5 separate regions of the Mus musculus genome follow, and all the other regions are linked to region 2. A link is a loop called in an ENCODE intact Hi-C map of the cell type or tissue named here. Cell type or tissue: heart. All regions are shown on one strand.

What was found. A loop is a pair of places that touch in the nucleus more often than their neighbours do. Peaks named below come from ENCODE experiments on the same cell type or tissue, not always from the same donor. Only the 100,000 strongest peaks of a DNase experiment are listed, where the experiment ranks them.
Region 1: a loop joins it to region 2, with 2.4 times the contacts of the local background. A loop is called at or near these places in 9 of 42 quality-filtered maps.
Region 3: it touches region 2 in a loop (2.5-fold over the local background); 3 of 42 quality-filtered maps call a loop at or near these places.
Region 4: a loop joins it to region 2, with 2.7 times the contacts of the local background. A loop is called at or near these places in 6 of 42 quality-filtered maps.
Region 5: it touches region 2 in a loop (2.2-fold over the local background); 7 of 42 quality-filtered maps call a loop at or near these places.

The regions. Positions count from the first base shown.
Region 1 is chr1:186,548,484-186,553,483 of GRCm38, forward strand. All of the region lies in intron 1 of A730004F24Rik (RIKEN cDNA A730004F24 gene), which reads right to left. Among named protein-coding and RNA genes, the nearest start is that of A730004F24Rik, 7.7 kb to the right of the region's middle. In heart, a CTCF peak has its summit at 1,964 (motif pointing right); no DNase peak of the experiment used is centred here; H3K27me3 peaks cover 1,247 bases.
Region 2 is chr1:186,697,211-186,702,210 of GRCm38, forward strand. All of the region lies in intron 1 of Tgfb2 (transforming growth factor, beta 2), which reads right to left. It overlaps Gm35655 (a long non-coding RNA gene), which reads left to right and starts at 3,746. Exons shown (of 2, transcript XR_373811.4): 1 at 3,746-5,000. In heart, a CTCF peak has its summit at 1,905; a DNase peak (open chromatin) is centred at 1,541; H3K4me3 peaks cover 268 bases.
Region 3 is chr1:186,411,715-186,416,714 of GRCm38, forward strand. Gm35341 (a long non-coding RNA gene) reads left to right here. Exons shown (of 4, transcript XR_373803.1): 2 at 1,701-1,872. Among named protein-coding and RNA genes, the nearest start is that of Gm35341, 6.4 kb to the left of the region's middle. In heart, no CTCF peak of the experiment used is centred here; DNase peaks (open chromatin) are centred at 777, 1,687 and 2,297.
Region 4 is chr1:186,607,351-186,612,350 of GRCm38, forward strand. All of the region lies in intron 3 of Gm35546 (predicted gene, 35546), which reads left to right. Among named protein-coding and RNA genes, the nearest start is that of Gm35546, 23 kb to the left of the region's middle. In heart, no CTCF peak of the experiment used is centred here; a DNase peak (open chromatin) is centred at 2,731; H3K4me3 peaks cover 807 bases; H3K27ac peaks cover 1,687 bases.
Region 5 is chr1:186,115,072-186,120,071 of GRCm38, forward strand. It overlaps Lyplal1 (lysophospholipase-like 1), which reads right to left and starts at 2,239. Exons shown (of 5, transcript NM_146106.2): 1 at 2,086-2,239. The coding sequence starts at 2,179. In heart, a CTCF peak has its summit at 2,175; a DNase peak (open chromatin) is centred at 2,240; H3K4me3 peaks cover 1,106 bases; H3K27ac peaks cover 1,037 bases.

The DNA of each region.
Region 1 (5,000 bases), 150 kb before region 2:
TTGCCACTTCCCAATCACACCATTCTGAGGAAGAGGCTTTGGATGTTCAGGCATTTGGTAGCCGCGCCAGATCGAACCTACAGCAGGGGAGAGCTAACTGTGGCCATCTGGGTTTTCTACACTTTTCATTCCCTCCATTTAGAAGCTAAGTGTCTCGGTTGGGGCTTTGCATTTCTGGGATAATGGATATAACTAAAACCAGGGGAAATGCACGGCTCAGAGACTGGGTACGTTTTGTATAGCTCTTTATAAGATTATCTTAAAATGTTTGTTCTCCTCACTGATGTCAACTATTCTTATCCCCCTAACTCCCGCATTAGTCTAATTTTCCAAAATTATGTATAAACAAAGGACAAACTCCCTCCTGTTTTTATCCAAATTATGGAAGCAATGTGTTTGCAGTCAGCTGAAGCTGAGACATGTTAAATCCAACCACAAAGGCCAGAACCAGGTGAAAGTCCATGGTGAGAGAACATGAAGCTCCCTGGCAGGACTGTCTAATGGGCGTGGGGGGCGGGGGGAACTTGCCTGTCTAATGGGAGTGAGCGGAGGGACTTGCCTGGCCAATCAGTCTTAAGCAGATAAACACTGCTTGCATAGAGTTAGAGAAAAATCAAGAAGGTAGACTTTCTTTTGTTCAAGCTAGCAAAACGTAACATCTGAACCAACGGTAAGCACGTTTAAGCACACCATAACACAGTGCTAAAGTTTCCACATTGCTTAGCCACAGAACTCTAGGACGTTTTTTCTCATCCCTGCACAATGATCTTTACCTGAACCCCATACCGACGGCAGTCTCGATTCTCCTCTCTTCATTGGCGAGTTCACAGAAGGTTCGGTTCCTCATATAAGCAGACTCACACAGTATTTGCCTTTTGGGGACTCAGTGTATATAGTTTCGAGAGTCTGTGCATTGTGGCATGTGTCGTAATCCCTTCCTATTCAAGGCTGAGTAACATCCAGTCACATGTCCATCCATACTACAGTCTGTCAAGCACCACTGATGAACATTTGAGTTCAGACTGATCTGTCAATGTGCGAACAGCCGTGTTGGTTCCTGTTTGGCTATCGTGAATCCTCCTGCTGTAAACATGAGAACCAAAGCGTGTGTTCCAGTCCTGGCTTTCCATTCCTCTGGCTATCTACCCAGAAGTGGCCTGTTGTTATATGGAGGGTTTACATTTAATTTCTGAGAAATCATCAAACCATTTTTCCCCCAGAATTGACAATATTTTATGTGATTGCTGTGAAAAACAAATAGTGCTCTTACAGTTTAGGTCAGGAAGAGCAAGTTGGGAATATGTATCCATACTGAATTTTCCAAGAAATGACATAGTATGTTCCAAATAATATGGGTAAATACTTTGATTTTTTTTTCCAAAATCCAGACATCTGCATCATTAAATTCTATCATCTATTGTATGCAAATGAAAGGTGTGAAACCCTGCTTATTCACCAAATTCATGGTCCACACATATGGAAATCCGGGTTATAATACTAGAGAGCTAGTATTTATGGCCATAAATGGAACATACCTTTTATATGTATTAACCCTGCCCTGGTCCACCTCTGCTTTGCCTGGTGTTCCCTTCCGAAGAACCTAAGAAACTGAACAAGATCTATATTCTCCTTGCATAGTCTGTTATCGCAGTTACACGGTAAGTATGATGGGGGGCCAGGATATGGCAAGGTATTAATATGGACTCAGGACGTACAAAGTTGCCAGCACTACACATGACACATAGTTAAACTGAATTTTAGATCACAACAACAAAAAAAAGTGTTAGGTTAAATATGCTTTGCTCAACAATGAAGACATATTTATGCTAAAATAAAAAATACTGATCTAAAACTCAAATTCAATTGTATATTTTGTTCCCTTTTTGTTCACTAAATTGAGGACACCTAGATAGTTCATAGTCATGTACAGGCAGGAGAGGCAATCAAACAAAACTGTGGTGTCACTAGGGGGCGCTCTACAAAATGAGAGTGTGGCCATTCTGGAAATGAAGAGACCATCTCCCAACATGCTACAGAGCAGTGAGGACCACCATGCTCATTGTGCAGCAATCATCATAGTGGTTCGATATGGTCATCATAGCGACCCCCTCCCCACCCCCAGAAGTGGTGAGGACCAGCTAAGCAGCCAGGTTCCTGGCAGGCAGTCGGGCTCAGATTCAACAGTCCAATCCTCCAAAGCAGAAGCTAGAGCTGGCTGGTTGGACACTGGCCACAGCAACCACAAAGAGAGAGTGTGACCAGCTTCCAAGGACATCTGAGATTTCCAGGTACTCTGCCAAAGAAAGACCGGTAGATATTGGAAAGCAAAGGGTCTAACAGCTCAGGCCAGAGCCTTGTTTAATCGCATTGTTACGGCTCATTGGTTGCCCCCTACCACCATGCATACATACACAAACACATACACAGACTCCCAGGGAACAAGGGAACATTCCTGGTTAACTAGACTTCTCTGGAACAGGAAAAAAAAAAGTTGCTCGTGTGCTCTCTGCAACTTTCCAAAGTAGCTGGCTGCATGTTCTTTCTATGTGGTCCTTCACAGTTTGCTTTCCAACCTAGACATCAGAAACTTGGGCACCTCACTCAGACCCCCCAGTTTTCCAGGTATCAAAGGAAATACTTCAAAGTTAAAGACATCAGTGATTCTAAAAACAATAAAGGCAGTCAGTGCCAAAAACTACAGTACAGATAAGTCTTAATGAACACCAACTATCTGTCCTGAACATAATGTAGTTTGAGGAATTTCCCCTTCTGTATTTTAAAGAGAAATATAAGACTTGAAATGCTAACGATCATTTCACATCATGCCTCTGGCTCCAAACTTCATCCACACTCCCCCAGAAGCTCCAGAGCTTGGAAAAGGAGTAGAGAAAGTCTGAGACCCTATCTACCCACTCTACCTACCTTTCCTTAGAAGACACAAAACCCATTGGAAGTCAGAGCAACATGACTAAGCGGGCCAAGCACTTAGTGCACTGGGGTCTCTCATTAGAGGAAGAAAACATAAAAATACAAAAACCATAGGCTTATGGAGTGATCTGAGCCACATGCTGGGCACAGAATCCCAGGCTTTGGGTTTATCCAGCAGAGGACAAATACTGGCCAGCTAGTGTGAAGATGGCAAGCAGTGCTTTGCTAAAATTTATTATTCTTGGGAACAAAACCAGAAAGTACACAAAGTGGGCTTAAAAAAAAATTTAAGCCTGATTCAACTCTCCTTCTAATGGGCTAAAAATTTATGGTAATGGAGCAGAAAACAACTGCTCAGAGGGGTTATAATCCTGTCCATGTGCATCGAATGCCTAGATGATGGGATTTGAGGGTTCTGGACAAGAGCTTCCACCAGTAGACCATGTGTGCCACATGTTGAATTAACAAAGGCATAGATGAAAATTTATGAGAAAGAGAATGCACACACGGACACACATGAACACACACACACACTTTAATATGCTGTTTCGTTGACGTTTGTTTCTTCGTTCAGAAGCCTTGCTTTTCTGTAATGTTAGTCAATAAGATAACTGGAGGATAGTTCTGCTCAAAAGCGTTTTTTGCTATTGGAAAATTAGATGCAATTCTGTAGCCAAGCCACTAGCAATGTTGGTTAGCCTTTTTGTAGTAATTTGTCATTAGAAGCTGATTCGTAAGCCAGGCTTGGTCCTGGAAGCCTGACCACATTGACATGGGAATGAAGAAAAGGAAAGACCTCTGTACAGAGGATCTGGGGTCAGGTGGGGCACGCTCATACTGATGGAGCAGCACCGACTATCAACAACCCAACCCTGAGTCCCAGCATGTTTGTTCAGCTCAGGGTAAGGATTAGCTAGGAGGGGTTATCTCGGGCTCCCTAGAGGGTCTCTGTAGGTGATCAGTCCTAGGCTGCAAACATCCAGGAGGAGGAGAGTTACAGTTACTAGTTTTGCACACACAGATCAAACACTTTCCCAGCCTTGGCCATTCCTGACTGCCCTGAGGGAGGCTTTGCCAGTTCCCATGGGTCCGAGGCACTGTCCTGGTCAGTGATACACTCCCCGGAGTCTCATCCAATCTTTACACTTCCTGCAGGGCTTCCTGAGCCTGCCACACTTCATCTTTGACTATCAAGATATGCATGTTGAGACAGACATTAGTTTTGCTATTTCGTTTGAAGAAACAAAACAACTATTTTCCCAGACTCATTCCACCACATTCCTCCTATCTCTGCTTCCCCGTTTCTCCACCCAACACATGTCTTTACACCACTCTGACCAAGTTACCTTTTAGTGAAGGCCTGGTTCCCGTGGATACTTTGAACCTGTTACGTCTTGGTTAAAAGCATGAGGAAACTCTATCCGACCTTTCCAAACACATGTATCTTCTTTTCTACACCACCACATGCTCCTTCCTGTGTGTCCCCTAAAATAGCATTATTGCACTTGGCGGTAATAACTTCCTTTGTGGTCTGTCTTCCCCACTAGGTTTTGGATCCCAAAAAGGAAGAAATCATGCCCTGTGCTGAAAAGATGTAGGTGCTTAAGAAAATATCTGTGAAGCGGATGAACAGGGCAACTGCCCTAGGCTCACAGCGTGCAACTGTTACTCAAGGAACTCAAGTCCTTGTCTCTATAAAGGGTCATTTGATGGTAAGGCTGATTGATGTGTATCCTTATTTAAAAGAAGAAGAAGAAGAAGAAGGAGAAGAAGAAGAAGAAGAAGAAGAAGAAGAAGAAGAAGAAGAAGAAGAAGAAGAAGAAGAGTGACAGCGACATTGATGACCTTGAAGAATCTTCAATAAAGTCAATAATCATTGAAAGCCTAACCTCATCAGTCACATAACATTGGGATGTCCCACCAAGCTGTTCACAACATAGTAAGCCCCACTCTTGACCTCATCCCTGTAAGCGTATCTCCAACATGGAAGACACACCATGCAGTCCAGACTTTAGCTGCCACTTACCTTAAAAGGAACCAAACTCAACTTTGAGTTCAGTCTCTTCTCTCAA
Region 2 (5,000 bases):
AGTGTGCCAGGTTCTGTAGGGACAGAGAGAACCCGAGACATCTACAAATCCAACAGCACAAGACAGTGTAGGGAGGCAGAAATGAGAGTAAACCACAGGTCAGGATCTCGGGGTGCGCAAGAGCCAATCAAATGTATTCAGACAAAACAAAGGTGGTCTCTTACAGAGAAGCCATCTTCTTACTGCAACAACCCTCAAAATCCAGTTGAAGAAGCAACATCCACAGGACCCAGAGACATGAAAATCCATGGCCTGCGCATGGATAAAAGCCAAAAGAAAAGCTTGCCGGAAAGTAGTACTAACAGGTTGGTAACAGGCAGAGGCGGGGCAGGACAGGATGAAGGCAGAGCTGACCTTATAGGGTTTACAGAGCTAACTACTGAAGAGAGATGAACCTAAGAAGACATCAAAAGCCTCCTGGTGTAAGAGGTCACCTACCTTGCCATCCTTTCTCCTAAAGGTCATTTGAAGAATAATCAGAGTGAACCAGAGAACTGGACCCACTGGGTGGAACATCCATGGAAAGATGTGGGGATGCCAAGACATCCCAAGAACGCAGAAGTGGTTCCCTGGGACATCTCAGCTCATATAAGTACTGCTGAACCCATGCCATCTCATAACCAGTCATGCACTAGAATCTGCTGGAGTAGTCTTCCTTTCTGGTGGTGTGGTAGCAATGGTACATCTTAAAGTCAATGACATTTGCAATGCAACGAATAATGACTGCCATGCAGAGGCCTACTAAGTGCCAGAAGCTGCCCAGGGCTTCTTCACACATCAGACCTCTGCAATCTGCAGAAGTAGGTGGCCCGGTAGAAATCTGAAGGGCTGCCATATCCCCAAAACACAGCAGGGTACTAGATACGGATGGGCACGGTGGCCTGACCACCTACAGAGGGATACCCATCATCTCAAAGGGTGAGGGGCAATTTGGATTAAAAGCCAGGGGCTAAAGAGGGTATGATGTGGAGTCAAAGCCATCCGGCCAACACAGGAAGCCGGTGGCCAGAGTGCAGTCTAACACCCACTTCTGACTCTCAGAGGTTAGTAAAGAAAGAACCACCCAAGGCAGCTTGGGTTGGAGCAAGACACAGATGTCTTTTAAACAAAAGCTGCAAGAGAATCTTTTGGTCTAAACCTGACCTAGAACCTGACCTAGAACCTGACCTAGAGCCTGACCTAGAGCCTGACCTAGAGCCTGACCTAGAACCTGACCTAGAACCTGACCTAGAGCCTGACCTAGAGCCTGACCTAGAGCCTGACCTAGAACCCTATCATGTTATTAAATTTAAAATAAGTGCCCAGAGAACAATGAATTTATAAATACTATCTCTGGGTTAAATACTATCTCTGTTCAAAATATATTAAAGAGCAGAACACAAACACACCAGATGCTTTTAAAAAAATGACAACAGAAACATCTGTTTGTCTCAGCCAAAGCCACATTTCGTCAGGCTGCTGGGAATCTGCAAAGCGGATTCCTCACTGAGACCTAAGGACGGACCGGAAACGCGAGGAGACAGCAGCGGACAGGACTGCCCTGGGCAGGCACCTGCTTGCTGCCCACCTCTCTTGGGAATTTATGAAGAAGATGCCAGAGTCAGTGGGGAAGGATCTAGGCCAGGAACCCTTCCTTGCACACTTCTCCCCGGGCTCTTCCACCCTGCCTTCCCGAACCTTCCAAAATTACAGCTTCCAGTGTGTTGTAATCTCTGGGCAAAGACCCCGCAGTACTGACCTCCACAATTCTAACCCAGATTTGATGGGAGTTCAACGGTGAATCATTAGCCCTTTTCACATCTCCATTTCCTCTAGGAAAAACGATTTGTCATTCTTTCATATCTTTACACAGAAGGTGCCTGAGGAGGCTACATCTGCATCTCTCCACCATGGGGAAGACAACTTTCAAGACCTGCATTCCCTGGCCTTGACCACAGGAGGCGCTGTGGAGACGTGGGGGGAGGGTGTAGTTAAGCGAACCACATGCTCTTTAACCTTGGGGAACCCCTAGACTTTAAAACATGGGGGTCTACTCAAGAGAGGCAGCAGCAAAACCACCTCCCTGTTCCAGCTATAAACTGTGTTTTAATTTGATGCTTCACCTACTCACTTTGCAAAGTAAAAATGAAGGAGATCTGGAAGAAGGAGAGCGCAGAGGTGCTTGGGTGTAACCACAACGAGGCATTAATGGAGGGAATGAGAGAGTCAGCTCTGTTGTACATTAATAACTGCCATCATGGAAGTCAAGAGGTCCTAGCTAGTCTTCACTCACCAACCCCCCTTCCTGTCTCTGACTCACATTCATCTACGAACATACACAGAGAATCTTTTAGGAGAGAAGGCAAAAATACAGCTTTACAGTAAGGCTACGGGGCTGGATAGATGGCTCAGTAGTTAAGAGCTCCGGCTGCTCTTCTGAAGGTCCTGAGTTCAAGTCCCAGAAACCACATGGTGGCTCACAACCATCTGTAACAAGATCTGACTCCCTCTTCTGGTGTGTCTGAAGACAGCTACAGTGTACTTATATGTAATAATAAATAAATCTTTAAGAAAGGAGGAGGAGAAAGAACAAAATAAAAAAAAATAATAAATTAAGGCTACTACTGTGTTCTGCTAATATTCCACTTCATTAGGCCAGCAATCTGGATATATAGAAAGACAGCTTCATGAATTGAATACTAAGTCACATTCCTCAAAACCATGCTGACATTGGCATTCATTCTACATCCCGCAATTTCACTTGGAAATTACAGGAGGACCAGAGAGGGAGAATTGCTTAGCATTAAGTGTTTAGCCTTCATGTGAAAGAACTACCAAGGCTAACTCTTTGTGATGTTTCCACGCTGTGCACTTCAGCCCACCTGATTCAGAGATAGAACCAGCCGACATGGCAAGTCACTGTCTTTGCTTGCCCAGGCTGCAGATTCCACTCTTCATTAACACAAAGCTTATTCTATTTGAAAGGAAAATCCAAGATAATTCCTCGGGTTCTTTTTGTTTTCTATGTGCTGACTTGGCATTCCTGGTGAATGAGGGACCAACCCCATTACTGAAGGCAAATGAATGGGAATGTTGGTTGTTTCAAATGTAGGAGCTTCAATATCACAACAATAAAAAACATGTCATACAAAGTAGCCCAGTCCATATTCTATTCTGATTATTCTCTATTTGATGATTTTATTTTAATATCCTTTGATCATAAAGATATTTTGTTGTTGCTATTACTTTTTAAAATATTACTAGGAGTAGAATTCAGCAACCGAAGCTGCACACCAGGGAACTGTGGCTTCCCACCATGGGCAACATTGAAATTTGAGGCAGAATAATTCTCTGGCATATGGCGGAAGGGGTAGGCTGCCCTCTTCGTTATAATAGGATAGAAATATCCCTGGCTTCTATCTAATGAAGACCAGCAGAATCTCACCTCAAGACAGTGAAAAATATTTTCAGACATTTTCAGCTGTCACAGCAGAAGCCACACAGAGCAAGGGGAGGAGAGAGCAGGGCTCACTGTTGCCAGAGTTAGACCCACAACACTTCGCTGGGAAGAGAAGCAGAGAGGAGAGCCAAGCATGGCAGTGCACATAATCCCTGCACTAGGGTAGGTGAGGGCAGAGGACCATGAGTTTGAGGATGACCTAAACTATAAGACAAGTCTGAGAGCAGCTTCAGCTACAGTCTAAGACAGAATCTTAACAAACAGGTTTAGAATACAGATCAGTGATAGGAAGTATGTCTTTACATGGGAGAACCTCAGACTTAAAACAAAACAAACAAACAAAGAAATAAGTAAATAATGAAAAATAGACCAAAAAAAGAAAACAACTTCCCCTTTCCCCACTGGGTCTCTATTTGTTTTAATATCAATTTAGAGTCTTCTTAGAAAAAGAGTCACTTTTTCAGAATTTCTAAAGCCTTATACAGCGTCTTTTGAATAGCTGCACCTTGAACTTCAAAGGAATAGTCAAAGTGTTTGGTATCCACTAATTCCTGCAGGGCACAGGATCCGTAAACTCTAGCACAACTCCACTCTGAGTCTTAAACCAACAGTATGCGAAAAGATCAATATGCAGAAATTCAAAACTAATCAGATCCCTTCTTTAAATGTTGACACAGTATTATTTATACCCCCATAAATACATTCTTGGCTAAAATTCATACTAGAAGCTTGGCACCTGGCCAGTTCTATTAATATCTACTTATTTATACAGCACACTTGGCCAAGGATAATATTTAAGACAAAGTATGCCTGAGGGCATATACAATATCTCTTGTATTTTCGGTTTTCAATCTCCACATTGCTAAAAAGATTGAGTTTGAACTTTATAAAACGTCCCACCAAGGGCTATCAGCCGTCTGTAGTGATATATAGTCACCAAGCATAATTAGGGCATATTTGTAATACTTGAGTTGAAGTCACTCCCTGAACACTAATAAGTTGGTGGAAAAAAAAAAAAAAAGAGGCGGCGATCTTTCCCATGACTTCTCTATGGGCTTGTGACCCTCTTCAGATTCACTGCAAGATGTAACAGGCACATGCGCTCCCTGTATGCACCACAGTGGCATAGAAGCCAGCCAGCCCTGCTCCTCCAAATCTCCTTGCTTTAAATACAATGGAATGATTCTCTCTCCCTCTCCCTCTCCCTCTCCCTCTCCCTCTCCCTCTCCCTCTCCCTCTCCCTCTCCCTCTCCCTCTCCCTCTCCCTCTCCCTCTCCCTCTCCCTCTCCCTCTCCCTCTCCCTCTCCCTCTCCCTCTCCCTCTCCCTCTCTCTTCTGGAAGAACTCCCTATATCTAGAAAGTCCTGGAAAATCAGTTAACCTACTTTCTATAACATTATCCATAGCCCCTGCTCAGTTGTGTTGAATCCGCTGCTATTAATATACCTTTCTACTCCTAAGCTTCTACACTGAACACAATCTTCTTAAATCTCTAGTTTTCACGTAAAAATGATAGTACATGTGTGTATGTGTGTGTGTGTGTGTGTGTGTGTGTGTATAGT
Region 3 (5,000 bases), 290 kb before region 2:
TAACCAGTACCCCCAGAGCTCCCTGGGACTAAACCACCAATCAAAGAAAACACATGGTAGGACTCATGTCTCTAGCTGCATATGTAGCAGAGGATGGCCTAGTTGGCCATCAATGGGAGGAGAGGCCCTTGGTCTTGCAAAGATTCTATGCCCCAGTATAGGGAAATAGGCCAGGAAGTGGGAGTGGGTGGGTTGGGGAGCAGGGGGATGGGGGAAAGGAATAGGGGATTTTTGAAGAGGAAACAGAGAGGGGGATAGCATTTGAAATGTAAATGAAGAAAATATCTAATTTAAAAAAGAGGAAAAAATGTTTGAAGTAACTGTGAAAGCATATGGGCCGGCAAGTCAGGTTAGACACTGAAGCATCTGTGAAGATGGCGACTCTCATCCTCACAGCTCGACCCTCCTCCCTCCCATTCCTACCTTCACCACCTCTTTTTCCAAATATAGTTATAATCACCAATCCCTGTGCTTAGCCGAGTCCCCACTCCCTAGTACAACCACACTTGACTTTCCATCTCTCATGGTGATTTCTCCACAAGAGACATGAGACCAGCCAGAGGGGACACTGGCTACCCTTACAATTCCCATGAAGCAATGGAGGTGAGGTACCGCAGCTAGCCTATCACCAGGTACTTGGCAGAAGGTCTTGGGTGACTTGGCTTCCATTCTGTAGGCCCCTCCCCTTCCCAGTCCACTTCCAAGAGCAGGTCCAAGAGATGATGACATCAATGAGACTTGCAGATATGATCCCTCCAAAAACAATCCCAGGAGGAATTGTCCAGATGGGAATTTCCAGCTGAGCCTGGAAATAATGCAGGCCACCATGGCATCTGAGTGTGTGAGTGTTGGGTGTGGGTGGCAGGGTGTGCTCATTTGTTTGGACATGTGTAAAGGTCAGAGGCTGATGTCTGGATGCCCTTCTCAATGACTTCTTTACCTTACCATTCTCTCTGAGCTCGGCACTTGCTATTTCAACTAGACAGACTGGCCAGCCACCTCCCTTAACCTCATGCCTTGCTTCAGCCCCCATGTGTTAGGGTTACAAATGCTAAATGCACTTTTACAAGCCCTAATTTTTTTTCTTTATTGCACAGAAATGGAGTGTAGAATTCACTGCATATTTTATCCAATAAGAAGCTATCCAGCTTTTGGCATGTAATAGACAGCTTTCGTACAAGTCCAATAGTTTTGCAAAACAGACTCACATTTAAACTTAAAGAATTATTCTCTCTCTCTCTCTCTCTCTCTCTCTCTCTCTCTCTCTCTCTCTCTCTCTCTCTCCCTCCCTCCCTTCCTCCCTCCTTCCTTTCTAACTCTGCATCAAGATCTAATTGCATACACCAGGCCAGATGTTGCATATTAATATCATGATAACCACTACTGTTATGACTTCCTACAGCATTTTTCTTTCTTGTAGCTAATCTTTTCAAAAGCCAAGCCTCATTATTTTAAGGTCCCTACCTAAACAAAACATTTGCTTTTGCACTTAAGGCTGTCAGGAAACACTGTGGGTGGAGCAGAGGAGACCAGCCTGTCTTCTAGGCCTCATGAAGTCACTGAGAGCAGCCTACAGAGCGGGGGACACCCTCCTTATGCAAGCGAGGGAAAAAGGCTGACATCCCTAAACCAGGGTGAAAATGTGCTCACTTCTGAAAATAATATGTCTTTGGTTTCAATTCATATTCAACCCTTTCAAGGATCTCGAAGAAACAGCGCAGGAGCCGGGCTCCGGTTCCCCGATGAATTGAGCGTTTGTTGCCTTGGAAAAAGATCCATCCTGTGGGGGTGTCCGTGGCAGCTGACTGACTCCCAGAAAGGATGAAGGATTACAAACCGGGCTCCAGTTGGATGTGATTTCAGCCGAGTGTGGTATTATTTTTCCTTTATGGTTAACAGCCTTGTGCTTTTCCTCCCCGTGAGAACAGGAGGTAGAGCACGCGTGACCCAGGCTCCACGTGGAGCCCCCCCCCCCCCCAGGAAGGGCACTGCGGGCCTGCGGCTCTAGATGTGTGGCATTTCCCTGATGCTCCCTAAGAGCCGGCCAGCACTGCCTGTGGTTTTTCCAGGTGGTGCTTAAAACATGCCTCGCTGAAGCCCACTTGAAACCTTAGGAAAGCTCTCTGTGAATCGTGTTCTTTCTGGGGATGACTGTGGGATTTATAAGCGAATTCATCACTTTGGACCAGGCTCCAGTATGAAGAAACACAACCAGCTGTAATCTGGCCTAACCCTAATAGAGTATTACAGCATGATCAACTTGGGAATTTAGTGTTTACATGTTTAGGCTTAATCATATTTTAACCCCATCAAATCGGCCACACGCAGGAATAGTTTGCTGCCGTACACTTCCCTGCAAGTGCGGATCGCAAGGCACTGGGTGTTGCCTTTGGGCCCAAGTGTCTTGATGGTGGTTATGGCATCTTTCCCTAGCTCTGACCTTAGCACCAAGAGGATGGCTTCTGCCAAGATATTACAGGCCACATTCCCACAGGCCTGGTGCTCACATCCTACCGAGTCACACCACTGGCATGTTAACCATTCCTCTGCCAGTAGCCATCAACAGCCAGTAGCGATTTAAGGATATTCTGCGGGCTGGGATGTTGACTGGCCTTTTCTTGCATAGGTGTTGTGCAGGCAAGATTGACTCCCAGAACTGGGCAAATCTTTATACACCTTCTCGGCATTTCATTGGCTCTCAAGCTTCTCAGCATCTCATTGGCTGAGAAGTAGCCAGACAGGAGACAGCTGTCTCTTTCTCCTTGGCGTCAACGATCTCTAGCCATGCCGGTAGATCCTAGGTTTGGCTCAGGGAGGAAGTATCAGTGACTCGTGTGCCAGCATTGTAGCGGGCCTGCTTGGCTAAGTTCCAAGACAGGGGTGGGAGATGCTCAGGGCTGTTGCTTGTGATCCCCAACAAGACCCTTGGGGGGCCAGGTTAAAAATCAACAACACAGATTATGGGAGTCAGGCAAGCCGCGGGTTGGCTCGGGAAGGAAGTATGTGCTCGCGGGTTAGTATTGTGGCTGGGCCTGCTTGGCTAAGCTCTGCTGTACAGAGAGTCCCTTCATTCCCAGTTCTTTTTCCTCCCTCCCCCCACCCCCCTGCTCGGTTTGCTGCTGTGCAGCGTAGGGATCTCTGGTCCACCCATGTGTGGAATAGCCTACTGACCTAACTTCCCCTTCCTTTCACTGTCTTAATGGCAGCAGTCACAGTAATTCATCCCCGGAAGTGACGTCGATTGGGCTGCTTCTCTGTTTCAAAGTCTTTGCTCTTTACTTTTAGTTTACAGAGATAAATGAGGCCATTTTCATGTAAGGACACAATGTACTTTGAGCCTATTTTCCCTGTACCCCACTGCCCTGTCTCCCTTCCCCCTAGTCCTCTCTGTTCCCCGATAGCTCTCTTACTTCCACGCCACTGGAGTTTGTTTCTGGTATCACACATCTGTAACATCTAGGGTCCACAAATGAGACAACGCACTACAGCCCCACTCTTCTCTGTGCTTTGTTGGTAAACACCTTGGTTGCATCAAGTTTGCGAGACTTGGAGTAAAGTAACTGCAGCTTATACTCTAGCAGGACTCTAGGTTGTAGCGTGGCGCCCGTCACACAGAATATAGGTTTATAGAATACAAGATACCTTCAAAGCCTAGGTTAAGCATTTTCATTTGTTTCATAAATACTAGAGAGGTATTATCAGCGTCATACTTAATTGCTAACTATTGAATGACCTACTAAGCCATTCTCAGGAGTGACACAGGGTTTAGAATAACCCTTGCAGATGGTGTGGCCCTCCCCCAACATTATAACCAGCAGGCACACCAGAGAGGGCAGCATGTTCTCCTGACGAGGCTGGACTGGGTGGCATGGGAATGACGAATGGGTCTAAAGCCTCAGACCCATTGTCACTCTGACTCTTTAGGACAGAGACCCTGAGGACAGTTCCCGGCAGCTGTGTGTGTGCACCAGTTCACTGTAGGAAAGGATGCTTAATCTTACTCATTTCCTCTCACCTGAGGGAAATCTCCCTATGTCACCCAAGGTTACTTCCTGTCATAGGGGACATCCATGGTTTTGGTCCCTTTGTTGTGTTTTGTAAAAGAAGAAGAAGAAGAAGAAGAAGAAGAAGAAGAAGAAGAAGAAGAAGAAGAAGAAGAAGAAGAAGAAGAAGAAGAAGAAAAAGAAGAAGAAGAAGAAGAAGAAGAAGAAGAAGAAGAAGAAGAAAATAAAGCAAAGGATATGTTTTGGTATAGGTGCTGTATGGTGTGGGGGAAGAGGATGCATCTGCGAGCCCATGCTGAGGCATCCCTTCCCCCTGAGGTACCAGACACATGAAAGTATAGTATAGAATAGAGTTTATTTAGGGCATAGGGGAGAGTTGATGGAGTGGTAGGAACAGAGAAAGGCAGAGAGAGAGAGAGAGGAGGAGGAGAGGTTGGCCATGAGCACATGGAGAGAGGGTGGAGGGGAATGGGGAGAGAAGGGACAAAGAGGGAAGAGAAGAGAGAAAGAGAAAAGCAAGAGGAAGAGAGTGAGGAGGGGGGCCAGCAGTTCCTTTTATAGTGAGTCAGGCACACCTGGCTGTTGCCAGGTAACTGTGGGGCAGAGCCTAGAAGAAATGCCCAACACTCTTGCTTTCTCTAGGTGACCTAGTAGGGCTATTATAACTGCATGGCTCTCTTGTCGCAGATTTGCTTGGATGCAGCACTAACATGAGAAGGGCCGAGAGGAGCTTTTTAGGGACAAGAAAGATCTGGAGAAACAGTTGCAGTGTTATCCTGGAGCCATCACATCTAGGAGAAGACAGGCAGTTCCCTGAGAAAGCAGAATTCATGGTGCAATCAAATGGATTTTAAAAATTCTTCTCCACGATTCTTTCAAACTTGTATCTAACTTAGATAAAATACCCATACACCATTTTTTGATCATGCTTAAGCCCTAGGGTCACTTTAAGACACAAAGTCTCAAGTAAAAAATTACCCAGTGCTGTATCCAAGA
Region 4 (5,000 bases), 90 kb before region 2:
TGTTTTAAATCTAGAGTTCACTAGCCAGAACGCAAACCAGGCTAGCAATACCCTATGGCCAAGATGGCTCCCGTCTTTTATCCCTGATTTAGGTGGCAACTGTGTCTCATTGCATTGGTAGGAGGTTGACTCCATAGTCTAATATAATTTGCTAACCAGAGGAAAGAGGTGTGTGTGTGTGTGTGTGTGTGTGTGTGTGTGTGTGTGTGAGAGAGAGAGAGAAAGAGAGAGAGAGAGAGAGAGAGAGAGAGAGAGAGAGAGAGAGAGAGAGAGAGTTTCCTTGCCTGGCTAGCAACCTTCTTGATAAACAACTACACAGAAAACCAGAAGTACTTCTCACATCATTGTGCCTGGAGCTGTGGGTGAATCCAGGTCCTCATGTTTGCATGGTCCACATCTTACCTACTAGTTACTTCTCTAACCCAGATCCTCTTGCCTCAGTCTCCTATGTTCTAGGATTACCAGCATGCACTAACACAGCTGGCTATTACCTAGTTATGGTAAAAACTCAACTCATAACAAAGACTAAAAGTATACACGTTTTCTTCCGATGAGAGCCCAGCATAGGTGAGGCTTTTCTACCAACCTTCTCCTAACTATGTGCAAGCTCCCCTATACGCATTCAAATGTGTCTACTTCTCCCAATAAGATTTGGGCTCTCAGGGCAGACATTCTCTTTCCTGATGCCATTATCAATGCCCAGTCTCTGAAAGTTTGTCCGGTGTCTGAAAAGAGTGACATCTCCTTGCATTATCGCATATGAAATCTATAACAGAAAAGAAAGTAATGCCTCTTGAAAGTGCCCCTTACTTGTGCTGACCCAGGCTTCTCAGCAGAGGAGTCCTTGTGTGTCCCATGCCCTGAGTCCATCTAAGAACTGTCTAAGACACTCAGACACAGGAGTACTGTCTCACAGGTCTCCCACATCGCACTACGATAGGAGGACATCTGCTACTCCTAAAGAGCTAATGGACTCTAAAGATAGCATGAGCTCTCAGCCCACTCTAGAAAGAACAGTGGGTGTATAGTTCTGAACCTTGGAAGAAACCAGTTTCTCTTGCTCCTTTTATCCAAATCATCTGGGCGTGATTATATTCCAGAAACTGCACCCTAGCCAGTAAAAAAAAAAAAAAAAAAGACTTGTCAATTAATGACAAAATCTGGTATTACGTTCAAAATAATCCAGTGGGGGGAAAAAATCAGAATGTAAGTAGAGATATAGGCCAGCCATAGTTGGGAGTAGCAGGGAGAGGCACTGTACTGTTCTTATTACTTTGGTTTCTGTTTGAAATTATCCATAATGATAATACATTTCAAAACTCTTTATGGAATTACTAACTTATTTGGAGTACTAAGTCTTCAAGTGTTCTCTTTCAAAGAGGAGCACTATCTTTTTAAGATACTGCACTTCTGTGTATTATTTTATGCTGGCAGACAAAGAAATGGAGTTCATTATGACATTTTTATGTAGAAATGTGTAAATGTCGTGATTCTTGTCCTAATCCTGCTTCCCTCCAGCTCCCCAGTGAGCTTTCTGCTTTCATGCCCCATGTAGTCCAGGAGTCTCTTTTAAAAATATGTTTTCTAAGCTGGGTATGTTGGTGTACACCTGTAATTCTGCAGTCTAGGCACTGAGGCGTGGATGCAGGATTTGAAGTTTAAACTAGTCAGCACTACACTGAGAGACCTGATTATAACAGCAGCAACAGCAACAACAACAACAACAAACACACATCTTCCTAGTTTAATTCACACTGGGAAAACATTCTTGTCACAGTCACAAGGAAGTCGGGAGACACTGAAGGAGATCGTAAACAATAAGACCTCCAGAGATGCAAATGTTAGCTTCACCAATTACAATCAGAGAGATTGTAGAGAACATTACTTAATGTCTCTGGAGTCGGCCATCTCATCTGTAACCACTGTAGGTAATGACCACTGTATTGCTCAGCTCTGGGAGGTTACGAAGCTAAGATGGAGAAAATGGATCTGATACAGTAGGCACTGAGCAGCAAACCTGATGCTTATTTTTCACAAGACCACCCATTTGTGTGAGTTGAATGGTGATGGATGCAATACTAATATGTAGCCATTGCTATAAAATCCCATAGCATAGTGGTAGACAGATATATACATTTATGTGTCCCCCGGGGAAGAGCTAAAATAAGAATATGTATGCAGAAGTCCTGGTGTTCTGGGAGGACACTGAGCTCTGGTGGGCAGGGGCCAGTGAGTGGTTAATCAAGAACTCAATTAGCCCATCCTACCAACAAGGAAGCCCTCCTTCATAGCCTTCCAGGACTCTCAAGCAGACCCCTGCCTCCTTTGGTCATATCCTAGGTAACAAATGGAAAGCCACCAAAACATATCATTCATAGTGGAAGAACACCAGAACAAACAGCCACTGGCTTGCCCACTTATTTCCAGACAGTGCATCTGAACTGCTAATAAACAGAGAGAAAAGCTTCATCGAGATGCAGAGCAGACTGGAGAGTCCAGCTCGGGGGTTGGTGGGATAGCGGCAAGGGTAGAGCCCTGCCACGCCCCCCCCCCCCCCCCCCCCCCCCCGGACATCAGGAGACTGTTTGTTGCAGTGTCTGCCTCCGGTCAGGGAACAAAGAAGGTTTGGAAACTGACAGAGAGATCTAGCTGGCAGGAAAGCAAGGGTGCGGAGAGGCTCCAAGTCCCTGGCTCCACCTCTTTTCTATTGGCACTATAAATACCGTTCTGAAATGTTACGGTAACTTAAGGAGTCTCTTTTAGGAAGCATTTGGTAGTGAGTCATCGGACAGCTATGTGTGCACCCTGCTGTGACTAGGCAGAGATCTGCCCCTGGCTCTCAGGATGGCTGTGTTAGAATCCCCCTCCTGTGACAAAGAAGAACATTTACCTTTTGCACACCGGTCGCCTCTACTGCCCTGGCATCACAAGCTGCTCTTCTGCCTTGTTCTGTAGCCTTCTAGGAGAGGAAGAGAAGACTCATAAGCCTGAATGGCATGAATGCATCCACTTTAGAAAGACAAAGCTGAAGCTAAAAGCAGGGTCTGAACTGTTTCTAGAGCCAGACCTCTTTTCCACCGTGAGGAAACTCAGTACAAGGAACTGAATTTTATCCCAAATATGCTAGGCGCATACTCGTAGACTAGTAACTAGTATACTGGTTACATATATCTATTGCACGGGCATCTGCAGGAACAGTATTAAAGAAATATGGCTGATACTTTTCACAGACGTGGAGGTGTGGCCTGCTATGTTTCATCTAGTACCATTCCTATACCTATGGCTAAGCTGCCATGCTGGACACCTGCCTAAGTAAGTGCCACACGCTTTGTTCCTGGGGGTCCTCTTTTAAGAAAGTCTTCCAGCCAGTAGTTACCACCATCCAGGTTCTAAACTGCAGACACATGCTAGCACTCTAATGACCTGACAGAGAAAGGGCCTTTGGTTTATATTTAACCCCGCCAAGCTCTGCACATTGCTTATTGGTCTTAGATTGTTTATCCTTTGAATAAAATGAGCTATTGTATACTAGTAACACATGTCTATTGCATGGGCACATGAAGAAACAGTACTACAGAAGTATGGTTGATACTTTTCGACAGACATGGACATGTGGCCTGCCATGTTTCATATGTCTTTGTGCTGGCTTGCATAGTACATGAAGACACAGACTCAAGGACCATTGTCGGCTTCGTGGTGTGTTCTTAGCTTCTCCTAAGACCCGTGTGACGTAAGCCAATTGACTCATGAATTTGGTTTGGTTTGGTTTAAGACAGAACATCTATATAGACACAACTGTCCTGGAACTCACCGTAACTCAGACCGACCTTGACTTTACAGGACTCTCCCCAGTGTCTTAGTGTGCTTCTCTGTTGTTGTGATAAATGCCATGACCCAAAACAGCTTGGAGAGGAATGAGGGACGGTTTAGTTCATCTTTCACGTGTGGACCACAGATCATCCCTGAGAAGTCAGGCCAGGGAGGTCAAGGCAGGAACCAAAGAGGCAGGAACTGAAGCAGAAGCCATTGAGAAACACTGCTCATTGGCTTGCTCCCCATAACTTGTACAACCTGCTTTCTTATTCAGCCAGGACCACCTGCCCAGGGGTGGCACTGCCCATGGTGGGTTGGCCTGCTCACATCAATCATTAATAAAGAAAATGCTCCACAGACTTGTCTGATGGAAGCAATTATGGTTCCCTCTACCCAGATGGTTCTTGTTTGTATCAGCTTGTCAAAAGCTATAGCAAACACAGTCAGCTCAGAAATTTTATATTCTTCACTAATATGTCTATGTAACTGTTTCACTTTTTCAGTAGCAGCAATGGAGTGCTAGCTGATCCATTAGCCACCACCAACATGTGGTGGCAGGGCACAAGTGCTGTAGCCACTCGGGTTGCAATATTACACCTATAGCGTACACAGCAAATCTTAAAGACAGGACTCTTAAACGAGTTTAAGATTTCTCAGTAATCAAGCTCTCTCTCTCTCTCTTTCTTTCTCTCTCTCTTTCTCTCTCCATATATATATATATACACATATATATGTATGCATATATGTGTGTGTGTGTGTGTGTGTGTGTGTGATTTTAAAGTGATAATTATTTTGATATACCATATCTAAAATTCATTTTATTCAATTCATTGTACTTTTTAAAATACAGATACTGGAATGTTTGAGACAGACATGTAACAAGCATCTTATAGAATTTGAGAGCTGAATCTGTGGAGCTCACGTAACTGTTTAAGCATCTCAGCCAAAGCCAGAATATGGTAACATCCTCTGGGGTTGAGGCCAGAATCTTTCCGGCTACATCCTTTGGGAAAAGGAACCAAGGTCACAGTGTGTCATTCCATGTAGGCCATTGTTTATTGATGCTTTTTCCTCGTGGCATGACAGGAATTGTGATAGCTCTTTTGTAGGCGTCTGTACATAGTCCAAGATATGGCTTTTTTTTCCTTGTTTTATAGCTGTATAAATCAAACTCAGTATTGCCCTTC
Region 5 (5,000 bases), 580 kb before region 2:
ATTATAAAGGGAGAAAGACAGCAACCATACACAGAACAGCCTTTATCAGCCTTAAAGGTCAGTGCGGGTCACAGACTTAGGAATCACAGGTATGATGGATGTCCGTGAAGGAAATAATGGAGTTTAGGGACCCGTGTGGGAGGCTGAAGCCAGCCACAGAGAAGACCATTTACATCATTCACTGTAAGAGTCGCCGTTTCCCCTCAAAGTTTGGAAGTAGAAAAAGGTTCAAATACACCTGGTGGCATATTCACCCAGGGAGGCCAGGAACTTATGTAGGAGCAGAGGCAGGAAACACAGAGCACAGCTGATACTGGTTTGTCCCCATGGCTCATGCTCAACCAGGTTTATACAACCCAGACCCACATGCACAGGAGAAGCAATGGCCACAGCAGGCAGGAGCCTCCTAATCAACCAACAACTGAGACCATTCACCATAGACACTGCCACAGGCCAACCTGAACTGGGCAATTTCTCAGCTGAGACTCACTTTTCTCAGGTGACTCCAAGTTCCAATTAATTAATAATAACAATTAGCAGAACAGGCCAACTCCTAAAAGATCTTTTTATACATCAATGGAGATCCAATTATATAAGAATAATATACCTGAACATCTGGAAGAATTATTTAGATGAATTTTTTTCCAATGTACAAAGGCAAGTTTTACACACGCATGCGCGTGCGCGCGCACACACACACACAGACAATACACACAAATGAATAAAATACATACAGAATAGGTGACTCTGTTTTCAGACATACATTATAGGTTATAAAAATGTCAGTAATTTGAAATAGAAAAATAGGAAGCACTAAGCAAGGTGGTCCAGATGGGGGGAAAAGAACAAACTCTAGTTCTTTCTAAAGACACTGAATTAATTACGAGAAGGAATTACTATGTGGGAATTTTGGATGCTCATCACTGAATTCTCTTGGGTGCTGGATTATTAGGCAGCTAGCTATAAAGGTGTAAGTCTCGTGCCAGGCCTTTCCCTTTACACAACTTTTATTACTCTATTTCTAGAATGATACACCATAGTTGAGGGTTTCCCTCCCCCTCCCCCCAGAATATTAATTCCAAGTCAGACATTTGGATTCAAACCCAGCCTCACTACTCCTTAAGCAACAGCAAGAAAGCGTTTCTAGTCCCGTTTTGTTTTTTTTTTGTTTTGTTTTTTTTTTTCAAAATGGAGGGAACACTCCAATCCCGTCGTGTTCTAGTCCCCTAAGCCTACACAGGCCTCAGCATAACGCAGTGCTCCTGAAAAGCTCTGACAAGCCCTTCATTCACAATGTCCAACCCCATTTTTTTTTCTTTCCTTACTATTCTCTTGGCAGTAGCCCATGCACCATCTTGTGATCTCCTATCCACTGCTGACTCAAATTAATTGAATTGTTTTTGTTTTTAAATTTAGGTAGGCCCCTTGAGGACACCGCCTGGATCTCATTTCTTAAATTAAAAAAAAAAAAAAAATTTTTTTTTTTTCCTTTCCTGAGAACTTACCCCGGGCCAACCAAGCACAGTGAGCAAGGATTAAGTCGGTGATTCTTGTGTTTTCCTCTAAGGGTGCTCCCTAAATGAAGCGGACTTTATACTTACCTCGAAGGTTTTACAAGAGGGCATAGGGGAAACCAGGGTGGTGGACCATCAAAAAAGACAGGTGGGAGGCGCAGGGGAAACCCGCTGGTGGTGCTAAGCATACACTTACACAGTGTAAATATGATCCAAAAACGTCTCTATGACACCGGCAAGGCAGACAACAGCTTAGGACCTGCAATAGGGGTGTGTGGTGGGGTATGTATGTCAGATCACTGCTGGTCGACCCTGAAACAGTGGTTAATCCACGTGCCTGGAGACTTACACCGATATGGTGCTATGACTGAACTTGGGGTTAGGTAAGGACTGCCGTTCGACCATGCTGTGGGTGCACGGGTCAAGCACACCAGCGAAGGAAGGAAGAGGATGAAGATGAGTGCTATACAGAAAGAGGAGCCCTCGGGCGACCCTGGGCGCTGGGGGACCGAGAAGAGGGTGCTTCCCCTACTGTAGCGAGCGGGTCGGAGACCACGAGACTGTAATGCACCTGAGCCGTGCAGGAAGATCAGCGAGGCACTGTGTCTCCCGGTCGGGGACACCACACAACGCGGCAGGTGAACAGCGCTGGGCACAGCAGCCATGGCGGAGGAGAGATGGCAAGGCGCGCGGCCACGTCCCTAGCGTCACGGGGCCGCGCGCGCAGGCAAGCAGCACCAGCATGGGTGTGCGCATGCGCCGTGCCTGGCGCCCCGCCCCTAAATCTGACGAAGGAGTGCTCAGCTCTGGATTCTGCTGAGGAATGCTTTCCTTAGGTCAGGTTCCTCCATTGTAATGACTGAGAATAAACTTTAGTCCCGAGAATTTGCTGCAGGTTTTAAACTGCAGTTCTAAAGCTCAGGATCACCCAGTTTGGGAAATATTACTGTCTTTAAATTTTTACAGATATAACCATATTTTATATAACCATCCGCTTTGGGGCTTGCACCAGATGTTCGTAGCTTTTTGCACACAGGGTGACCCAGCCATATAATAATTTCTTTTGTATGTGTGTGTGTCTTTGTCTTTTTTCTAATAGTTAACAGATAGATCTAATTTAATGAGCTAGGACTTCACATTCTTTGGCATGGCTGTTAGCAAAACTGTGGGCAATGATTAGTGGAAATGATTACAAGCTGGAGATGGTTGTGCGTGGCTGATGGCAGCAGGAAGTAACATGAAAATAAGTGTGGGATTAAATGACCCACAACTTCAATTTCTGGATACATCCCCTTCCTAAAAAGAACAAATCAGGCACTTAGATAGAGGCTCCTACATCACTATCTGCGGTGGTATTTACAGACCGCAAAGGATAAAACAACCCCCATGCCATCTCCACGCGGATGGACAGGATACATGGTATGCGTGTACCAGTAAGTACCGTCACTGCTAACAAAGACAGAATTCCCATCCCAGTACAAAATAGACTAGCTTGTGTTGTAATCATAAAAAGATAAAGAGCTATAACAATATGTTCTGGCAGGGTGTGGGGGAAGGATATGTCTCAGCGGGCCCATGCCAAGGCAGTCCTTTCCCCTGTATAGAACAGAGCTTATTCAGGGCATGGGGAGAGGAGTTAAGAGTGTAGAAGAGGCAGAGAGAGGCAGGGAGTAGAGAAGCAGAGGCCCGCCATGAGCACGTGTAGAGAGGGGTGAGGGGAATGGGGCAAGAGGCAAGGGAGAGAGAAGCAGAAGTAAGAGAACACGAGAGGCAGGAGAGGGAGAAGGGGCCAAGCAGCCCCTTTTGTAGTGAGTCGGCCTACCTGGCTATTGCCAGGTAACTGTGGGGATGGAATCCATACAGAATACCAATAGCTTTGAAAACACTGTGTTGGTTAAAAGAGACAGATAGAAAAGGAGAAACTAACTGACTCCATCCAGACAGGCAGTAAAAGAAGGCTTTCCTTACAAGGGCCAACTCACTATAAAAGCCACAACAGGAAGGTAATAGGGACTGGAGTCCTACCTGCAGGCTAGGCTTGGCTTCTTACCTGGAACTTGACCCTTCCTAGAGTCACAATCACTGTTAGACAGGGCCAGACTGTTCTGAATCTAAGCACTGCTCCTTCATCTTTCCATGACTTGAAAGCTATGGTTGCTTTCATCTACAGTTACAGAACAAACATCTCTGTCCCTGGAGTTAGAGATGCCATCTGGTAGGCACACTGTTGGGGCTGTGCTTCTTTCCGGTCCTATCATACTTTGAAATGTAATTAGGTTGCAGGCTGTCTGGCAGCCCCTTTTAAGACCGATCTTTTGCTCTGTTACATTGGCAGTGGGAATATCCAAGGAGGATTTTCACTGTTACATTCTTTCCCTCTTCCTACAACTTCTTGTTTCTTTGTTGCTGCTCATATGTTTTTAGCCAGTCTGTCCAATCACCCTGTTTGATAACATCAGTGATAGACCAAAACAGTCAGCATAGAGCACACAACTAAAGCAAAGAAAAGAAATAAGAAAAACAGTCTTCCATTTTTTCCCAAATTTTTTTCATGTCTTCTGGGATAAAAAAAAATACAAGGTTAAGCTAGGTGTGGTGGCACTTGCCTTTAATCCCAGCATTGGGGAGGCACAGACAGCAGATCTCTGTGACTCCGGGAGCTCCCTCTGGGTGTTATGGGAGATACCAGGTCAGGGTTTAATTTCCTATGCTGTGTTTAGGAATTCTTTAAGGTGAATGTGTTATCTTTACAGAACATGTGAAGGTCCCGCCCTTGGAGTGCAGCATCTGATGTTTGAGATGGTGGCAGTTACATGAAATCCAGCCCATTACCCCTTTTCTCATTTATGACCCTGAATGTGTCTTCTCTGTTGGTTAATTAATTAATTAATAATTTTTACTTATTCTTATTACTGGGTGCATGTATGTGAATAACCTGCTGGTGTGTGTGTCACGGTACACATGTGGAGGTCAGAGGACAGCTTTGTGGAATAAGTTCCCTCCTTCTACTTGCAAGTGTGTTCCAAGTGAGTCACTACCAGGCTTATTCAGTGAGTGCCTTAACCAGCTCACCCACCTTGCTAACTTGGTTGCTATTTATCCACTGCTGCATTTTGCAAAACACAACTATGCATAACAAATGCACATTTGTCAGGAAGCCCCAGCCATAGGTGACTTAATACATTTTATAAATTGGCAGAGCAAATTCCCTTTATCCATTTATGAAGGAAACTAGGAAAAACTTAAAGCTCCCAACCCTTATCAAATAATAAATCATTTTGAACTGAGACTGAACCTTTAATCGTTGCCTTCATTCCAGGGGGTTTAAGCTTTCGAGTTTAGGCCTTCTACATGCAGGGGTGTGGGCTTTCCTTCCTCACCACTGTGGCACTCTCGGGATGTGCAAGCTCCCTTTCTCTTTCAGTCACCGGGGGCATCACATGCTGGGCTGGGAAGCTTTGGTAAAGGAGAGAGAGGAGTTGCTCA